Linked DNA regions of Homo sapiens: region 1 is linked to region 2. A link is a contact called in ENCODE Hi-C or POLR2A ChIA-PET data. All regions are on one chromosome and are shown on one strand. Each heading gives the region's core, a stretch centred on a gene start or an enhancer-like site at or near the end of the contact. The rest is flanking DNA. Distances are from core to core; before and after follow the strand shown.

Region 1 (3,734 bases), core at 909-3,408, 470 kb before region 2:
AGCGGTGTGTGTCACAACCCTAACGAGCAGCCCGGGCTGGGGCACAGCTTGGACTCACTTCGTCCTGCAGCCCAGCTCCCCAGCTTCTCCTGGGCATGGGTGGGGCGGTCGCCTTCACCTCCCACCACCAGAGGGTGCGACCTGAAGGCCCCAGGAGACGGCATGTGGCCCACCAGCCTCCCCATATCCAGGGTTTCACCTGGCCGTGCAAGTGCGCCCAGGCGGGGATGCGTTACCCTGGTGTGCAGCGAATCCCAGTTCTCTCCTTCCCTCAGAGGAGTGGAGCTAATGCCAGCAGGCCAGCTGATTTCTGCATTAGACATAGAGCCACACATTCTTACTGGAGGCGCCCAGTGACACAGCCAGCCCAGATGAGGGCACATAGGCGGCAGGGACCTGGGGCGGGTCTCCCCGGACTCTGGTGCACAGGGGCTGTGTCATCCCGGGCACCGTAGGGCTCAGCAGTGGCCTGGCCTCCACCCACCACACATCTAGTTGTGGCAACCCAGACATGGCCACTTGTCCCCTGGGGCCAGGCCACCTGGCTGAGGACCCCCAGGGCAGAGGACTGGGCTGCTGGGAGCCTCTCCGTGCAGGGAGTGTGGGGGCCTCGGCCACATGCCTCTGCCTGCACGGCCCTGCCGTGAGCGTCTGCGGCTGCTTCTCTAAGCCTTCCTTCCCCTGTCCTCCCACGGCCACCCACGGGCTCTGGCGTCCTCTCTCCAGGTTCCTGAATGTGTTCAGTCAGGTTACAGTCCACGCTCGCTGCTCTGGGAGACGTTCTGCCCTCAATGTAACTAAGACTCGCTACGCACCTGTCAGAAGGCCACCTTATATGGATTTCAGCTTCTTTGGGGACACTTTGCCATCACTGCCACGTCCAGACCGTGTTGTCTTTCTGATACTCTCCTTCAACAATTCACGGACACTCGCTGAGACTTGTTCACATCATCAAAGGGCTTAGAGCTGGTGTTAATATTAGGGTCTATCTATTCTCAGCCTTCACTCTGTAGAGGACCCACTAGCCTCAGGATGCACAGGTGACTCCTCTGACATCACAGCAGTTCGAGGCCAGCTCTTATTCATAAAATCGAAGGCCTGGAATGAAGTCACGGTTCTCAGCTCAGGACCCAGTCAGCAGATCCGCTTCCCAGAACTGCAGAACACGCCCTGGTGGCCCCAGGGCCAGGCGGGCCCGGCGAGGACGCCCTTCTAGACTGTGTGTCTCTATCGAGCCCACCAGCCTCTGCTAGAGTCTTCCAGGCCTGGAGGGCGCCTTTTCTCCAAGAGCAGCCTGTCCATTTTAGGATTGCACCTCTGGGACCTCTTGAGTCCCTCTCACTGAGAAGGTGTGTGTTTTGCCCCACTCCAAATGCATTAGAGGCCAGGAGCATGCTGAGCCATCTTCTTTAGGCCTTAAGAAGTAACTGGAAATTCAGCACCGTCCACAGCCTGCTGGGCTCACCTCAGGGGTGCTGGGTGCCATTCTGTGGCATATTTGTTGTCCTTTCCAAGGGAGACCCCATACTTCTTCTTCCCCCAGGACTTGCTTTACACAGATTTATGGTATTCGTTACATCTGAGACACTCTCGCTGTGTCTCGATTGCAGAGGCACGGAGATGTGAGGGGCATGCCTTCTGCAGTCAGATGGACAGGGTGTTATTTTCCCCTCTGGTGCTCCTCTCTGGCTTGTGGCGCACCTGCTTCATCACAGGACGCACCAGGAGATGACCCGTCACGAGATGCTGCTGCATGCATAGCAGGCCCTGCAGCCCGGGGCCCACAGCACCCCTGCTAACCAGGCTCCCGTGCAGCATTTCCTGCCTATAGTCAAAGAGCTCTCTCTAGAGAAGAGGAAGTCCCCATTGTTCAAGACTACCCAAAACACCAGCCTTCTCTGCACGGCACGTCGAGGAAAGAATAACTGTGCAGTGAACAGCACTGGCCCAAGTCTGCAGGGCGAGGAAGAAGCCAGGACATAAGCAAAGACAAATCTTACTAGAAACAGAACGAACTTGCAGGCTTCCCTTCAGATGACGATGACTGCGAGTGAAGAGGAAATCCTCTCCCAGCATCTCTTCCTGCTGGTGGAAGCTGCAGGTCACCTGACCACACATGACAAGACAGTGTGACTCAGATCCAGCGTCTGCCGTGAAGTTTGGTCTCAGGGCCCTGCTCATCAAGAAATGTTTTTGAAAAAGGTGGAAGTAGGTAGAGGGACGTGCTCTGAACCAGCGTGACCAAAAGACAGTGTGTTCACGGTGCATTCATCTGATTCAATTCCTGCCAAAGGCTTTTGTTATTTGAGAACATTATGACTAAACCAACAGAGAGGAAGGTGAGTAAGCAAACAGGAAAAACTGATGACGAATTGACAATCCATGTATTTATCCACCCATTTAAAGTAACTTGCTGAGCGCCTACCTAGCTGCACAAGAAGCTCAGGGCCTGAAGATGAACACGCAGAGGCTGTGTGCAGGGGCATGAGCTTACAGCTGGAATTAGAGATAAAGGAAAAGGCACCTGAGCCCTGTGACATGCGGGGGGTCAGGGGAGGTGGGACATATGTGGCCTCGTAGCCAGAGCCCCGCCTGTTTCCCAGGACATTCTGAATACGGGTGAGAGACTGCGCGTTGGACAATCACTGTGAGTCCCGACCCTTACCAGAAAAGTCACTCGCAGCGTCGTTTCCAGGCATAGGTTAGGATCACCATCCTCTCCCACGGGCCGTATGTTGCAATCCTGATATGAAAACGTCTTCTATCTCCTTCAACTGCGGCAGGAGCACAGGTGAAAGAGGGGAGCCCAGACTGGGGGTAGACTGTATTCGTGGGTTATGGCCCTATTTACAGATCAGTCATGATAGCTCTGCAGATTTGCTGGGGCTCTGTGGCGCAGTGGAGGCGAGGACAGAGGTGGCCCTGCTCTGGGAGATCCCTTCCTAACTGGGGCTCCCTGACGGCTTCCTGCACAGGAGGGGCCCGACGCCGGCGGGACAAGCAGGGAGCCCAGATCAGCCTTGGAAAGCTCAGGCTCAAACCAGAGCTCAATGTGGAAATTAAAAAACAAACCTTGACTTTGTGTTGGTTTTTATTCTTCCACTTAAAAAGTTATTTGAAGCGTAACGTGAGATCCTGGAGAGGACTGAAATGGCATGTCCTAGGTTCATGTTTATCCTGGTTATAAATTGTCTTTTTATGAAGTTGAAAGCCATGTTGAAATTAGGTCATTTTAAAAGAATTTATTAAAAGGTATTGAAAATGCAGGGCCATGGAGGAAGTAAATGATTCTTTGCCTGGGAGATTTAGAACGGATTTATTTAATTCTGGTAATGGGCTTTGTGACCACGGCTGTCTTCTGTCTCCAGCTGGTGAGCTCTTTAGGGGGGCATCCTTCGAGTCCAGCCTAGAGAAAAGCAGAGTTGTGTCCTGACTGCAGGGTGTAGGCATTTGGGTGGAAGGTTCTTTCCCTCATGCTTACTTCTCAAACATGAGGTTCAAGACCCACCTCTGCCTTGTCGATTTTACAGATCCAGAGTCCAAGAAAGCCAAGAGTCATCGACGTGTCCCAGCCTGTAACGGGCTGGGCCTCTTTGTTTTCTCACCAGAGGGTTTCAGGGTCCAGACGTGGGGCCTGGATTCTAGAAGCCCACATGCTAAGCCTTCAGCAGATACCTCCTTCACCCAGTGAAGACCAGCACATCCAGCCTGGTATTTCAAAGCTGGCTTCATAA
Region 2 (3,648 bases), core at 473-2,972:
AATCAGCCGTAACTTCCACTGTGCTCCCACATCTCTATTTTAGTAAGCAGAAAAAGGTATTATATATATTTATTTATGTGTCTATTCAACCAGATCTCAAAATCCTCTAGGGAAGTATATTACTATTTCCAACACCTAGAAGGGTGTTTGGCATAAAGCAAGAACCAGTGTTTTTGAAGTGGAGCCACTTTGCTCTGCTTAAAAGGTACCAATGGAACTGTCCTATTGTTTGCAACTTTTCTGTAAATCTTAATTTATTCCGAAATAAAGTTTAAAAAAAAATGCACCAGTAGCAACTGTGTTGTGAGCAATTATCACACCTGCCTTACATGTCACGCAAGAAGAAAGCTTTACCTTGTACCAGTAGCAGTAATTTTGTATATAGCAAAGTGAGTCTCAGTTTGTAAAAAGGGAATAATTCCTACTACACAAGATTGCTGTACTAAATGAAGCACAGTGAGTATGCCAAATGACATATAAGCTCTTCTTAATAAGGTTCTGATGAGTATATGTTAGGGCCCCTGTCTACAGTGTTCTAAATGGACCAGCACTTCACCACAAAACAGATACATACTACGACTAGGATGTCACCAGGCATAGACTGCAAAGCTGTAACTCAAATCACTATTAAGACTGTAATTACTTATAAAAGTATTCTACATGTGTGTCCACGGATGTGGGATGTCCTATTCCAAAACTCCCCAATGAAATAAATGGCTACTCAAAACCCAGCGCAACCGACAGAGGTCAGCGGCCACTGCACCCCGCCTCCACCAGCTTAAACTCCAGAAGGAGGCCAAGCACCCAGGGCGTGCTAGCTGGCTGGAAAGAGGTGAGCATCTACTGAGAAACCCACTGCTGCCCGCAGCGGTGTCAGGCAGCCGCGGGTCTCCCCGCAGTGGCGCAAAGCGAGCTGAAGTCGGGAATGGCTAGGACCCTTCGCTGCCACCGCGGTGCTTTCGGCCACCGCACTTGTGTGCCCTCCGCCCGCCCACACCAGCGTCGCTTAACGGAAGAAGGCGCGAGTAGCAGCGGCGCAGCCAGGGCACCTGGGGGTGACACGAGAGTGGGCGGGCGGTCCAGGGAGCCCCTGCTGGAAACCAGACGCTAAAGCTTGCAGCTGTGCAGCTAGGGGAGCATCTGTTTTCCACTTGAGAGCAACCCGGGCACGCGAGAACGGCCCGATTTCGGTGCAGGGGTGCGTCCCGAAGGAACGGGGGACTGTTTCTGCGCGGACAGGCGAACCCGGCAGGGGAAACCGAGGCCACGCTAGGTCCGCAGCCCCGAGGTGTCCACAAGAGCTCCGCTCGCGCAAGGGCGCGGAGCGAGGCTGCCCGCGGGACCGGCCTGCGGAGCGAGCGGGTGAGAGGGCAGGGCGGCAGCTGGGGCCTGGGGGAGGAGGGCGGCGAGGCAGCGTGAGCGAACGAGCGAGGGTGTGTGTCCGGGCGTGAGTCTGGGCGGGTGTCGGGAAGGAAGGCGACAGGGAGGGGCGGAGGCGGGGGGAGGGGGGAGGAGAAAGAGCGAAGGGCCCAGACGGGGCTCTGGGCGCCCAGCCGCCCGGCTTCGAGCCCTCAAGCCACCGCCCCCAGGCCCCGCGCTGACGCTGGACGGTCCCCGCCTCCAAACCCCCCGCCCCGGCCAGAGAATAACTTACCTGTTTGGCGACGGAATCGCTCCTGCTCGCCCCTCTGACTGACTCCTCCGGCTCACCGTCTTCCCTTTGGGAGGAAGAGGCGGGACATCCTGTTTCTCCGTCGAAGGACTTCCGGTGGCTTCCAAGGCGACTCCGTAGTGGATGCAGCGCCGGACGCCACAGCCGAAAAACAGAATCTTGGAACTGGTTTAGTACAATCCAGGTCGAGTTCCTTGTTTTTTATCCGAGTGGCCGGCAGGCCCATGTGCTGTCTTGTTTTTAACACATCAGCTCTTGCCGGAAGCCGCTAAGAGATAAAATAGGAAGTCCCACCCTTCCCTTAGAGAAGGAAAACGGAGAGCCGAAGGAGTCAATCTAAATTCGATGAGCGCGTCGGGCTCCAAGGCAGGCGCTGTCAGCCCGGGAGGGCTGTCTGGGATTTCTAGAGGGTCCCAGAACGGGTTCTTCCCAGGCCGATCCCGCCTGCTTCCTGCCCCGTCTCTCCACCCGCCTCCCGCCCTCTGTAAGGGACCCCGAGGGCGGCGCCGGAAACACGGAGAAGGCCCAGAACGGCGCGGGACCCGAGAGGCCTACGTTGGCAAACGCAGCCCGCTGCCCCTTTGCTCGCTTCCCCCGGGCCTGGAGTGGCTCCTGTCGCTTCTGGCGCTCCGATTTCGAGAAATGACTTTCAGCTGTGCAAGGCGAGAATGCTACTTTAGATGATGAGAAAAAATCTCTCGAATGGCTCCCAAAATGAGGTCCTTGTTTAAGAGGCCACAGGAAGCCGCTAGCCGAACTCTGATACCAAAGAGGAGGCCAAGAAGCGGACTGTGGCTTGGTGACCTGTTTGGTATTGCCAAATTTTCAGCTTTTATTAAAGCTGAAACACCTTGGCTGTTTAAAACGTTCGACAAGGACTTTTTTATGAACGTTAACGGCACAGCATACGGGTTTTTTGGAAAAAAAAAAAGGCAGGACTTCAGCCCGTCCGCCCCCTTGTGCAGGTCCATTCATGAACCTCGAGTTAGAGGCCTTTCTTCTGAAACTCAGAATCTAGTAGGGAAGACCTGTGTAGACGAATAAAAATAAATACATCACAGCTTGTTAAGTGCTGTGACAAAGAGGCAGTGAAATCCTGCTTGAGGTCATCTGCCTTGCTAAAGAGGTTTGACTATGTTGTAGGCACAGGGTTAGGGTTAGACTCTGTAATGGGAAGTTATGTGATCAGATTTCTGTTTAGGAAGATCACTGGCCAGGCGGGGTGGCTTACGCCTGTAATCCCAATACTTTGGGAGGCCGAGTCGGTGGATTGCTTGAGGCTAGGATTTTGAGACCAGCCTGGGGAAACCGCGTCTCTACTAAAAATTTGAAATTAGCCAGGCATGGTGGTGCGAGCCTGTAATTCCAGCTACTTGGAGGCTGAGGCGGGAGAATAGCTTGAACCCAGTGGCGGAGGCTGCAGTGAGCCGAGATTGCGCCACTGCACTCCAGCCTGGGCGACAGAGCGAGATTCCGTCTCAAAAAAATCATTGTAAGTAATTGGATTTTTGTGTGTGTGTGATGTTCTGAAGATAGGCTTTCTAGGCCAAATCGTCACTCAAGGCCAATTCGAACACAATTCAGTTTAAATCAGAATACATTCGAGTGATAATTCCTTACCTTTTTAAATAGTTCATAGAAAACTTTTTGTAGACATTATCTGGTTTAATTCTGATTGTAATCCACATGAATTCTCTTATCCACAGTAAGGAACAGTAATTTAGAAGACTAATAAACTGTTCCAAGATCACACAGCTAGTAAAAGTGGAACTCAACCTAAAACTCCAGAGTCAAGCTTTTCCATCATGTAGACTCAGTTTAATAGTAATAGTTAATTAAAAATTCTAGAGAAAAATGTGGGAAACAATTTCCTCACAAGTGACCAGCTGCAAATGTTATTTGTATTCCATTAACCAACATTTATTGGGTGCCTGTTATATAAAAGATAAAACTGGGTTCTGCCTTCAAAGAGTTCA

Evidence for each region. Hi-C counts contacts between places; a loop is a spot of excess contacts on that map. ChIA-PET counts read pairs that join two places held with the same protein, here RNA polymerase II (POLR2A). Pooled maps may share reads with other maps.
Region 1: a map of CD8-positive, alpha-beta T cell shows a loop between it and region 2 (8-fold over the local background). The contact joins the enhancer-like site here to the promoter of ZNF407 in region 2. A Hi-C loop is called at or near these places in 5 of 168 maps with a recorded cell type or tissue (CD4-positive, alpha-beta memory T cell, CD8-positive, alpha-beta T cell and naive thymus-derived CD4-positive, alpha-beta T cell) and 11 of 50 pooled maps. POLR2A ChIA-PET finds 5 or more read pairs at or near these places in 8 of 52 experiments (CD4-positive, alpha-beta T cell, CD4-positive, alpha-beta memory T cell, CD8-positive, alpha-beta memory T cell and 5 more).

The regions. Positions count from the first base shown.
Region 1 is chr18:75,069,540-75,073,273 of GRCh38, reverse strand. No RefSeq gene overlaps it. Among named protein-coding and RNA genes, the nearest start is that of PTGR3, 140 kb to the left of the region's middle. RefSeq lists enhancers at 1-175, 176-676, 1,957-2,106, 2,395-2,895, 1,756-2,955. Within about 2 kb of position 2,158, at least 28 of the 41 ENCODE cell types and tissues checked have a DNase peak (open chromatin) inside an H3K27ac peak, as active enhancers do; they include CD4-positive, alpha-beta T cell and CD8-positive, alpha-beta T cell, where a contact is called at or near this core.
Region 2 is chr18:74,595,944-74,599,591 of GRCh38, reverse strand. It overlaps ZNF407 (zinc finger protein 407), which reads right to left and starts at 1,722. Exons shown (of 9, transcript NM_017757.3): 1 at 1,655-1,722. ZNF407-AS1 (ZNF407 antisense RNA 1) reads left to right here and starts at 1,757. Exons shown (of 2, transcript NR_024484.1): 1 at 1,757-3,164. RefSeq lists enhancers at 727-946, 1,737-1,946 and a silencer at 1,337-1,636.